Linked DNA regions of Homo sapiens: region 2 is linked to region 1. The links are chromatin contacts, found by Hi-C in ENCODE. All regions are on one chromosome and are shown on one strand. Each heading gives the region's core, a stretch centred on a gene start or an enhancer-like site at or near the end of the contact. The rest is flanking DNA. Distances are from core to core; before and after follow the strand shown.

What was found. A loop is a pair of places that touch in the nucleus more often than their neighbours do. Pooled maps may share reads with other maps.
Region 2: a loop to region 1 is called in a pooled map, with 5 times the contacts of the local background. The contact joins two enhancer-like sites. A Hi-C loop is called at or near these places in 1 of 168 maps with a recorded cell type or tissue (ovary), 2 of 37 single-sample maps with no recorded cell type and 7 of 50 pooled maps.

Annotation. Positions count from the first base shown.
Region 1 is chr2:7,563,516-7,569,217 of GRCh38, reverse strand. No RefSeq gene overlaps it. Among named protein-coding and RNA genes, the nearest start is that of LINC01871, 160 kb to the left of the region's middle. Within about 2 kb of position 1,402, at least 4 of the 41 ENCODE cell types and tissues checked have a DNase peak (open chromatin) inside an H3K27ac peak, as active enhancers do.
Region 2 is chr2:8,297,254-8,303,405 of GRCh38, reverse strand. LINC00299 (long intergenic non-protein coding RNA 299) reads left to right here. Exons shown (of 9, transcript NR_034135.1): 3 at 3,613-3,730. Among named protein-coding and RNA genes, the nearest start is that of LINC00299, 28 kb to the left of the region's middle. RefSeq lists enhancers at 1,015-1,074, 2,180-2,736. Within about 2 kb of position 1,250, at least 17 of the 41 ENCODE cell types and tissues checked have a DNase peak (open chromatin) inside an H3K27ac peak, as active enhancers do.

The sequences.
Region 1 (5,702 bases), core at 153-2,652:
TGAGATTACAGGCACGTGCCACCACGCCTGGCTAATTTTGTATTTTCAGTAGGCATGGGGTTTCTCCACGTTGGTCAGGCTGTTCTCAAACTCCCGACCTCAGATGATCCCCCCGCTTCGACCTCCCAAAGTGCTGGGATTACAGGCGTGAGCCACCGCACCCTGCCGGCTAGAGTATATTTCTCACTATTGGAAGAGAACGATGGCTTGGTGGAACAGCATCGGGCTTAGATTTAAGGGTCTGGGTTGAAACTCTGGCTGCAACACAAATGTTGAGCCTTTTGTGGAGTCACTTAAACTCTCTTAGTCCCCATTTCTCTGTCAAACGACTATCATAAGACCTACTTCTCAGAGTGACCATGAAGCCTAAAGGAAGTCATATATGTGAAAGCACCCAGAGTGTGCCAATGAATGTATTAGAGTTGACACTTCACACTAGAGTAGCCTTTTTCTGTTGTTTTTTAAATCACTGCTACTACAGACCAGAGAATAGTTATCTATTAGTTGTGTATTTTCTTGCATAGCACTGAGCTAGGAACTGATGAAGCAGAGGCCAACCAAACAGACATGCTCCCTGCTTGTCTGACTTTTCATCTATGTAATAACTTTGAATAACTCCTTAAAATAAATAAAGATAAATGCTCACTCTTATATGGTAAAGAAACTGAGGTATAACAACTTTAAGACAAAGACAAACAATATTTTGACATGTCATGGGGTCTACCAAAGTACCTTGACTATAACATGTATAGAATTAAAGATGCATCAAAACATGCATGAAGAATTCCGAGACAGAAAGAAAAGTTGTCGGCAGTGGGGGGTTTTCTAAAGAGAAATGAGCAGCAGTCTCCCAGGAGCCACACCCTGTCTCTCAGCCATGTTTTATTTATTGAACATGGGACTCTGGCAGGAGGACATGTGTCTTCTCTTTAACCTCAATGAGAGAATGCGGGGAATGGCCCCAAGCAAAGGAGGTCCTGCCCATCCTTGGGCAAGAGTCATATGTGCTTCTCCTCCATCACCCCAAGCCGATGCCTCATTTTCCAAACCAGCCTCCTCTCTACACCCCTGTCCCTACAAATGCTTGACTGGCTAAGAGGATGGATGGGCATTTGGCAGATGAATTCGGGGCTGCTCAGTATACTTGGACTTTGGCCAGTGCTTTGAGATTGAGGTGGGCATAGAAAAGTGTTAGCTGGAAGACAGCTGCAATTCTAAGTTGGGAGAGCACAGGGCAGTGCACTCTCTTTCCTCTGAACTTGTAGCTGAAAGAAGCTCGCTGCTGCCACACACCTGTGACTTTGTGTGAGATGTGAGCTGCCGGTCCCAGGGAGCCCCTCAGAGCTGGTGGGAGCAGAGGCACCCTGCACCCTCACAAAGTTCTCCACAGTTCAGCTGCACCTGGGACTGTGTAGGTGTGTTTTTCTCCTCTTGTTGATTTGGTTACCGAAAAGAGCTTTTGATGGAGACCACATCCTTTTACTGAGTATCAAGAAAGTTTATTAAAAGTAGCTCAGAGAACACAATAAAACCCCCAACTATCTGATTCAATAGTGCTCGCCTGACTTTCCTTTCTCTGTCACCAAGTTATAAACACACCTTCTGTAATCAGCTGTACTTTCCATCTTGAAAGGATATTTCAGAAAGGGAGATAAGACAAACGGGCAATGGCAGATGATAAATCAGAATGTATATTGGATTCTTTTAAAAAGATATGGTAAATTCTCATTCAAAGTATACAAAAGCATGTATTGCTGAGTTACAAATACTGATATGCTTTAACTCGTTCTATGATAACAGCCAGGAATGTATCTAAGATGGCATATAACTTTCAAAGAGTCCTTTCCCTTCCGTGCAAATGTTGTTGCTGAGAGTGTCTGCAGCCTGCATGAACTGGCATGTACTGCCAACAGGTACAGGAGCATTCTAAGCAGAGGGAAGATTTAAGTCTTTAGTCCATCTTGGATTAATTTTTGTATAAGGTGCAAGGAAGGGATCCAGTTTCAGCTTTCTACATATGGCTAGCCAGTTTTCCCAGCACCATTTATTAAATAGGGAATCCTTTCCCCATTTCTTGTTTTTGTCAGGTTTGTCAAAGATCAGATGGTTGTAGATGTGTGGTGTTATTTCTGAGGGCTCTGTCCTGTTCCATTGGTCTATATCTCTGTTTTGGTACCAGTACCGTGCTGTTTTGGTTACTGTAGCCTTGTAGTATAGTTTGAAGTCAGGTAGCGTGATGCCTCCAGCTTTGTTCTTTCGGCTTAGGATTGACTTGGCAATGTGGGCTCTTTTTTGGTTCCATATGAACTTTAAAGTAGTTTTTTCCAATTGGTAGCTTGATGGGGATGGCATTGAATCTATAAATTACCTTGGGCAGTGTGGCCATTTTCACGCAGAGGGAAGAGCATGTGCAAGGGCAGAAAGGAGTGCCCAGTGTGGAGACTCTGCAGCTGAGAGGTTACACACACTCACTTCTCATTTTAGGCTTACAACAGTCAAGGGAGGTTGTAAGGGATATGTAGGTAATGTGGTTTAAGAGGTCAAAGATCAGAAAAATTACACATTGCAAAAGCCACGGCTTGAAAGGCAAAGAGAACAGGAACTCATAGCTTGGACACTTACTAGCCGTGAGGCATTGAGTAAGTGATCAGCCTCAATGTCTCTGTCTTTAGAATGGGCATGATGATGCCCACTTCATAAGACTTGCTTTAAAGATTGCATTAGGAAAAAAATGTAAATCCTAACATCATGTAGCAGATGCTCGAAAAGTGTCCTTTTTCTTCTCTTTTCCCACTTTCTTTTTACCTTCCCGTCACGTTCCAGTCCTGTCTCCTCCATCCACCATTCTTGGTGCTGTTTCTTCCCTCTGTGCTTTCCAGGAAGCCCTTCTGGAGCCTATTTTTGAAAGGGGTGAAATTTCTCCTGGCCCTGAGGCCTCACCTGACTTCTCCCTTTGGCACCCAGGCTGCTCTGCCTCCAAGGCTCCAGCATGTTCTTCCCCAGAGTAGGCTCTGAATTGTACATTTTTATTGTTTCTCAACCTGGTGCTTAATGGAGGTTTAACAAATGTTTGCTGCCGATCATGAAATAGTCTTTTTCAAGCCAGAATTATGGAACAATTACAGTGTCAAAGGGAAGGTTGGCTGCCATTTATGTGAAGGTTAATTGTTAATAGAGCCACCAAAAGAGGACATCTCACTGCTCTGAAGCCAGAAGTGAAGAAAAGGCTCAACATCAGAAATATTTCTCCTTTTTAACAAATCATTTTTAAGAGAAAGACTTTTGAAATACATCGTTCTTTGACACGAGCTAAGACATCAAATACACACAGCTGAGTCACTGAAAATTAATAAAGAGCAGACATGGGCAGAGATACAGATTACATTAGTAAATTACTGAGTTTATGTTCAGCATGTTGCCTTCCAGGTATGATCCCGTATAATCAATAATCTTTGGATGTTCTGCAAAAGAGACATGCTACCGACTGAAAGTCAGTATCCCCTCAAAATTCATAGGTTGAAGCCTTAATCCCTAACGTGATGGTCTTAGGAGGTGGGGCCTGAGAGTGGTGATCAGACCCTGAGGTTGCAGTCCTCATGAATGAGATTAGTGCCCTCAAAAAGAAACACAAAAGAGATGAGCTCTCTGCCAAGTGAGGACACAGCAAGAAGGTGGCCTTCTATAAACCAGATGAAGCCTCACCAGAACCCAACAAGGCTGGCACCCTGACTCCAGACTTCTAGCCTCCAGAACTAGGAGAGGTAAATGTTCTTGAAGCCATCTAGTCTGTGATGTTTGTCACAGCAGTTCATGCTGAGTAAGACAAGACATTATTTCATAAATCCAATGAAAGCTTATGCAAGGTGATACCAGCTGCTACAAAATCATGATTTACAAGGAATTAAATAGCCTAAAAATGAAAGTTTCATTGTATTATCATGGTTTTGTTCTACTGTTAAGAGTAACAAATAACCCCAAGTCCCTGTTACTTAGGAAGCTATGGCAGGAGTATCGCTTGAGCCCAGGTGTTTGAGTTCAGCCTGGGCAATATAACAAGAAAAAGAAATAATCCCCAAAGTTCAGAGGCTGAAACAACAAAGGTTTACCTTTCGCAAAGGTTGTACGTTGGCTGAGGTCAGCTGCTGCTCTGACAGCTATTTTTCCTTCCAAGACCCAGGCTGAAGGAGCAGTTCTTATCTAGGATATGCCCGTCCCCTGGCAGAGGGAACATGGCATGACCAGACGAGATGATGGCTATCACAGCTTCTACATGGCTCTTGACACTTTTGCACATTTATCTAGTTGAAGCATGCCCTGTGGTTGAGCCCATGCGAACGGGACAGGGAAGAATCTTCTTCCCATGGGGAAAGTGTGGTGGGGAGGTCACTGCAAACCACAAAGCAGTGGGCAGATATGATGATTCCACAGAGATGGTGAGTAAAACATTGGAAACAATATTGAATCTTATGGTGATGTTAGAAGTAATAACGTCTCCTGTCAGTTGAGGAGAATCACATGGCATTAAGCTCTACATACGATGACTTTCTCTGCTCCTCTCTGTTGTATATGCCCCAAGAAGACCAGCTAAGAGGATTTTTCTTCTTTGTTTATTTATCCATTTATTTTTAAGACAGGGTCGCCTTGTGCCATGCAGGCTGAAGTACAGTGGTACAATTATGGTTCACTACAGCCTCAGCCACCTGGGCTCAAGCAGTCTGCCCACCTCAGCCTCCTGCATTGCTGGGACTACAGATGCCCACCAACGTGCACACTAGTTTTTTTTTTTTTTTTTTTTTTTTTTTTTTGTAGAAATGGGGTTTTACTATGTTGCCTAGGCTGATCTTAAACTTCTGGCCTCAAGAAATCCTCCCACCTTGACCTCCCAAAGTGTCGAGATTATGGGTATGAACCCAGCATCAGACGCTTTTAACAATTTTCAGGGAAATGTGTGGAGAGCCTGAATGAAAGTATTGGCATAGCACAGATGAGAGAAGGATAGATTTGAAAAATACATAACAACCATAATGATTGAACATAATTTATATGTTATGAAATTGGTAGAGGCCCCCAAAAGAAGTAGAAGTTGTCACCACGGTTTTGGAATTGTTCACTAGCCATTGGACACAGCAGGCTTCATGGGAGTGGGAGTAACAGAGATTCCGCGTTAGTGCAGCCAGCTCATCGATAGTTCTTTACTGGTTAATTTGATTTCTGACCAGCATCTCTATTTACCTGTCTTCCCACAATAATGGAAGATTTCAATAAAGATAGAGATGGCAGTCATTTTGAAATCTGCATTCTCACATTTTTCATTCAGGAGAGAGTGACCATTAACGGACACAGCAGGTGGGGAGGCTCTGAGCACTCACCACCACACAGACACACTTGAACCTCAAGGTGTACTCCAGCAAGTTTGGTGCCAACTCACAGCAATTTAACAGCTGCAGGGAAAATGGCAGCTCTCTTCTTAGAGAACTATGTTTCAAGCTCACCAGAGATACTAATGTCTCAAAGTTAAAATGAGGGGCAGAAATTTGGAGTTTTAAATGGTATGGAAAGTGGTTTTCAAAATTTACTTCCAACAACAATTTAACTTGGCTAAAACAGCAACAAAACAATAATGTAGGTTAGAACTGCAGTCAAGGTTTAAGATGGTAGTTTTTCACCCTTTTTTACCCCCTAATTTTTTCCTTTAATTACAA
Region 2 (6,152 bases), core at 1-2,500, 730 kb before region 1:
ACCTTTTGGTGCTACCATGCTATGCATTGAGGGTCCAGGATGTGTAAGGCACTAGCACAGCACCTGAGATATTTTTGAGTGGTGGGGCAGAGAATGTGGTACAAAAAGATGAATGAGGCTGGATGCAGTGGCTCACGCCTGTAATCACAGTGCTTTGGGAGGCTGAGTGGGGAGTATTGCTTGAGGCCAGGAGTTTGAGACAGCACTGAGGGTCCAGGATGTGTAAGGCACTAGTACAGCACCTGAGATATTTCTGAGTGGTGGGACAGAGAATATGGTACAAAAAGATGAATGAGACTGGATGCAGTGGCTCACGCCTGTAATCACAGTGCTTTGGGAGGCTGAGGGGGGAGGATCGCTTGAGGCCAGGAGTTTGAGACCAGCCTGGTCAACACAGCAAGATTCTGTTTCTTACATTAAAAACAGCAACAACAACAACAACAACAACAACAACAAACAACCACCCATGAACAAGATCTAAGGAGTGCAGGGAAGGCAGTGGGTGCCTCTCAGCACACAGTGAGGCTGGTGCGCTGAGAGGTTTCCCCTCATTGGGATTTCTTTGTTCTCTTTGCTATTCCTCCCATTCAAGCAACCCTTTCTCTGCTCTTCCCTAGGTAAGGGGTGTGAGAGCAGAAAGACAAGCAGTCCTCTTTCGGCTGCAGTGACCATTGGGGTGCTCTGCCCAGGTCTCCCCGCTAGCTGCAGTGACAGTTGATGATGGCCATGGCAGAGCCCGCACTGGATGCCCCCTCCTGCTGCAGGGAATGGCCTCTTTTCAGGTCATATCCCCCAGGTTCTGAAACTGACCGAGGAAGGAACGCAAAGGCTCGGCCCTCTTGCCTCAACTTGGGACAACTCTGATGGGCCGTCCCAGCTCGAGAGCGCCACTTAGGATTGGCTGGGGGTGGCTCCAAGTGTAGCCTCGTTGCAGCCAGCTTCAGCTTCTGCAGCATCCTGCCTTTCTCACTTCTTTACAGGAGAATCTCCCGAGAACACCCTCTGATCAGCACTCTGCATGCAATTTCCATCTCAGACTCTGTTTCTAGGAAGACTTTCAGGCAGCTGACACTGGACGTGGTTGTGAGTTGCAGGCCCTAATGAAAAATTGGAGAGGAAGCAGGTGGCCGGCTGATGAAATGATAACCAGAAGGCCTGTGGGCTTGGGTGGCTGAGGCTGAGGCTACTGAGTGTTGAAGAGAGAGAGGCAGAGGCGCAGGATGACTCATCACTGGTTTCAGGCAAACTGTGAAAGCCAGAGCACTTCCTTGGCAGCATTTAAGAAAACCCCGATGATCTGCAGCTGGAAGGCAGGTTGGCTGGAGGACCAGTCTGAACCCTGAGTAGGTTAAGTTCTCAGTCCTTCAGACACAGGGCTCTAATGGGAAAGAGGTGAGACCCTTACACTTAGGGTGGGAGCCCTGGACAGTTGGGAACCCTGAACACTTACATGCCCCTGAGTCCCCTGGGCCTGCAGAAATGGCCTATTTCTCATGTCATGTAGAAGATTGTAGACTGCTTGAACCTGGGAGGCGGAGCTTGCAGTGAGCCCAGATTGCACCATTGCACTCCAGCCTGGGCAACAGAGCGAGACTCGGTCAAAAAAAAAAAAAAAAAAAAGCAAGACTTTCCTTTTCTGAAGATCATACAGAGGTCTCAAATGAGGTAGGTATCATACAAGACAATGCTTGACCCATCAGGATCTACCCTCATCTTTCCTGTTGGCAAAACCAAAGAATAACAAGAACCAAATCTCAGCACAGCCCGACTGGGGATGAGCTGGGCTGGCTTGGCCAAAAGGGGATATCAGGTGAAGGAGCTGTGGGGTCGAGCTAATATGTTGCAGAGGACCTGGGAATATATTCATGGGATTGGATCAAAGAGTGTAGATATAAAATCGAATAAGGTTGAGTTTATTGAGAGGGAGCAATCTAGGTGGTACAGGATTAAGCATCTTGGTCAAGATCCCTGGAGAGAATGCTAAGACTCAACTCAGATGTTGCTTAAAAGCCTAGAGAAAGCAGTGACCCACACTCAGGCAGATGGTGGAGAGAGGGACCAAATGGCTCAGAGAAGTGGCCATGCTGGAGTGGACATGCTAGCATCCATGGTGCTGACTATCTTCACGAGATGGCCTGGAGGACTTCCCATGTACAAAGGAATGCACTGGTGAGAGTGGCCCCAAAGTCACTGAGCTCAGGAATGGCTGTGCTCTATGTGCCAGAGCTGATGACAGATGATGAAATCACAGAACTGGCTCCTGGTAGCAACGGGGATGACAGGATCCTGGGATTACAAAGGCCAGGTGGTATGCTCACCATTGGATGCAAGGCAGAGGCCATGATCACAATGAGAGGCAAGATCAGTGGGGCACCCAGGGGGTTCCTGCCCTGCAGAGAGCTCTCAATAGGCTCATTGTTTTAGGAAGGAGATAGATGGGCACCCAACAAGGGCAATGCTTAATTTCTACAAGAAAGCACGTGTGGATTACCAGGAGGTACAAAAGTCAGGATCTTTTGCCTAGTTTCTTGAATGGAGCTAATTCTCAGCCCCAGAATCTGTTGACTGAAGGAGGAGCAGAGCTCTTCCCAGGAAGGATGGTACCATATTACAGCAGGTGCATTCAGCAATAATTCCCCCACTTCTCTCCTAAAGGTATCTAGGACATTTATTTAGGCAAATGCACACTGGGGAAAGACGAATGCCTTAGCTTTTCAAGGACTATTAAGCTAACATTGATATTTGGAGACCCAAGATGCTACCATAGCCCTCCTATTAGACTGGAGACCAGGAAGGCAGGTAATAAATGGAATCTTTTTTCAAGCCTAGCTCACATTCTTCATTTCCCTGGTTCTCTAGTATAATAGGAGTGAATGGCAGGTTCATTGGCAGAACCTGCACGTTGGCTCCTTGGCCTAGAATAAAAGATGTTGTAGTGGGGTAGGCCTCTTCCCCTACGAGATCGTAAACCACAGATATGACCACATCTTGCGTTGATGGCAGGAATGTCAGACATGAGTGTTACCCTCAAAGACTTAAAGGATGCAGGGGCTGTGGCCCTTGCCATAGCCTCATTTAATTCACCATGGTGGCTGCCCCTCACACAGACCTGGTGGGCCATGATGGGGGACAGTAAATATCCATACAGCGAGTCAAGTCATATCTCCACCTGCAGTGGCTGTGCCAAGCATGGAACTTTTGCTAGACAAGATTAAACGGAGTCTTTGGCCTCTCTAAGGAAGCTATTGACTTGGTGAACTGTTGTTTTTCATCCTTGAACAAAGGAGGATCAGAAGCAGTTCACATTGACCTGGAACAAACAAAGAATACTTTTATGGTCCCATTCCTGGTCCATGTGAACTCTCTCACTTTGTTGCTTAAAAAAATTCTTATTTATGGTTTATTTTGCATATTTGTTTCTAAAACAGACTCCTCATATAATAAATAAAATCATAATATTTTGATAATGGTAGAGACTAAATCATACAGTTTGTTGATTTTATATTTTTAAGTGCATCTTTAGTTTTTAAATGAGGCAAATTTCAGTTGTCTCTGAGGAGCTTAGAATTATCCAGTTATTTTTTAAGCATGCTAACTTTTGTTGTTTTTTAGTCTGAAGTCACCTGCCCTATCTGGACATTCCATAGACTACCACTTTTACCCACGACTTCGATGTGGCATGCTCATTGGACCAGATAAGCAAGCAGTGGCAAGTGGATTGGAGGTCTTGGTAAGCCACATGCATAGCGAGGCTGGGAGGTCAGCCCTGTGAAGACTTAGAGGCCTTCCACATTGGTGGAGTTTTTAGGGACTTAACAGGAGAGTCCCTCCAAAGTAAAGAGAGATTGCACTTCATACCTCCTCCCATTAAAGAGGTAGCACAGTGCTGAGGTGCCTCTTTAGCTTCTGGAGGAAGCATAGTTGGCCCTCGTGAACACATTTTGAACCCATTTTCTGGGTGGTGTGGAAGGCTGTCATCTTTGATTGGGACCCAGAAAGAAAAGCATTCTCAGTAGGTCCAGGTGATGATGGTGAAAGTAACCTTGTCATTTGTGCCATACGACCTGGACAACTGTATGGTACTCTGTGGCATTTATGGTGTGGTGTGGCAGAACTTGACGGCACTGCATGCACGTATGATACATCACAGAGGTATGGAAGGGACATCATGTGGAGCTCATGGCAAGCCCTGGGATAATCACTGCACTCCTGGCATTCTGGAGAAAGGCCATGCCATCAGCACCAAAGAATACATCATTTGAGAAGTGGCTCCTGGTGTGCTTCTCAGCCCTGATAGAGATGAAGCATTTCATCATGCGAGGTTGAGTAACCACATGGCTGGGCTGGTTTCTGTCAGACTCAATTGCTTATACACTTGGGTGGGCCCAACAGAAGGGGAAGTAGGATATCTAGGACTGAACATGAGCAGGGCCAGAGAGAACAAGGAAGTTGCACAAATGGTTTGCTTGGCCCTCAGGTCATCCACCACTCTTGTTCTGCTCTTTCTCCATCTGCTTACACTGATCGCCTTCTCTCAGGCCAGGATGGCTTGATTCATTGGCGCATGTGCATTTAATATGGATTGCAGGCAGCAACACTCAGGGATGGCCCTGGGAGACAGCAGTGAGGGGAAGTCTTCTGATGCACTTCCATCTGGGGAGGTCCTCTGGTCATCCACTGTGTAGGGAAAGTGAGGTGGCCTGAGGTAAGCATATGTGCCCTGTGACATTTATGGCAAGGCTCATGGGCAGTAGGATGTTAGAAAAAGAGAAAGATTGGAACACAAGAGACAAGGAAGTCTGGGGCAGGGGCCTGTGGATGGACCTATCAGGGTGAGTGCAGGGTGTGAAGATCTGGGTATCACATGGTGATCACCAGCAAAGAGCACTCACTGTGGAAGGGGCAGAAACAACCACATAGGCGACTTGGCTGATGGACATTAGTGAGCCTGTCATTGTCTCACCCAGTGCAGGAACAATGGATGCCCTAGTTGCAGAAATGAGGCTGTGCAAGAGCCCATCAGCACAGGCTCCCACTCTCCGTGGCTCTTCTACATGCTGCTGCTGCTGAATGTCTAATCTGTTGGCAGCAGAGACTAGCAACACCAAGCCCCCATATTAGTCTTTTAAAGAGACTAATCAACTATTTGGTAGCAAGTTGGCTCTGTGGACCTTTTCTCCCATGCAGGGGATAGAGACTCCTCTAGACCTGGGTCATCAGATAGTCTTGGCATAAGTTTATCTTTCCTGCCTGCAGGGCCTACGCCAGCATCACCATCCACCAACACAGGGTTCCACCTAACAGTGCTTTAGGTCAAGAAACCCATTTTATCGCAATGGAAATTCAGCAGTAGGCACATAACCATGGGTTCCAGTTTCCCCATCGCATATGACGTCACCCAGAAGCTACCAGCTTGACAGAGAGGTGGATGAGCCTTCTGTAAATAGTTAAGGGCCCAGATTAGAGATGATATCCTATGAGGATGGGCCACTGTCCTCCAGGACAGTGCACATACTATGTCAATGCTGCTGTGTCCCAAATAGGTTGGAACCAAAGAAAAGAATAGTAGTAGGAGCAGCCGTACTTAGCAACACCCCCAGTGACCTACTTAGGGAATGTGTGCTTTCTTTCTCTGACATATGAGGTTCTGTGGGTGTAGAGATCCTGGCTTGCAGAGCAAGGATGCCTCTGCAGGAGGACACAGCAAAAGTCCCAACGAACTTTAATTTACACCAGCCACTTTGTCACTTAGAGTCTTCATGACAAGGATCAGCCATAAAGGAAGGGAGATATCATCCTGGTGGGCACAGCTGGCCAGGGGAAGTGGGGCTGAGGATGCACAGGGCCAGGGCAGAATTGATTGTTGCTCAGAGGATGCACCGGGGTGTCTCTTGGTGCTCCCATGCTCAGTTTTAACTACAAGTGGCCAAGTGCAGATGTCATAGCTTGCAAAGGGAATGATAACTAGAGGTGCAGACCCTTCAGAGATGATGGTCTGGACTGCCTCACTAGGCAAGCTACGTAGACCAGCAGAGGTGCGAATTGAGGATGGGGGGAATCTCCAACCAAGGGTGGAGGAGGACAATGATGAATATTGGTTATAGCCTTGAGATCAACTGCAGCAATGGGGGTTGAAATTTATTCTACTAATC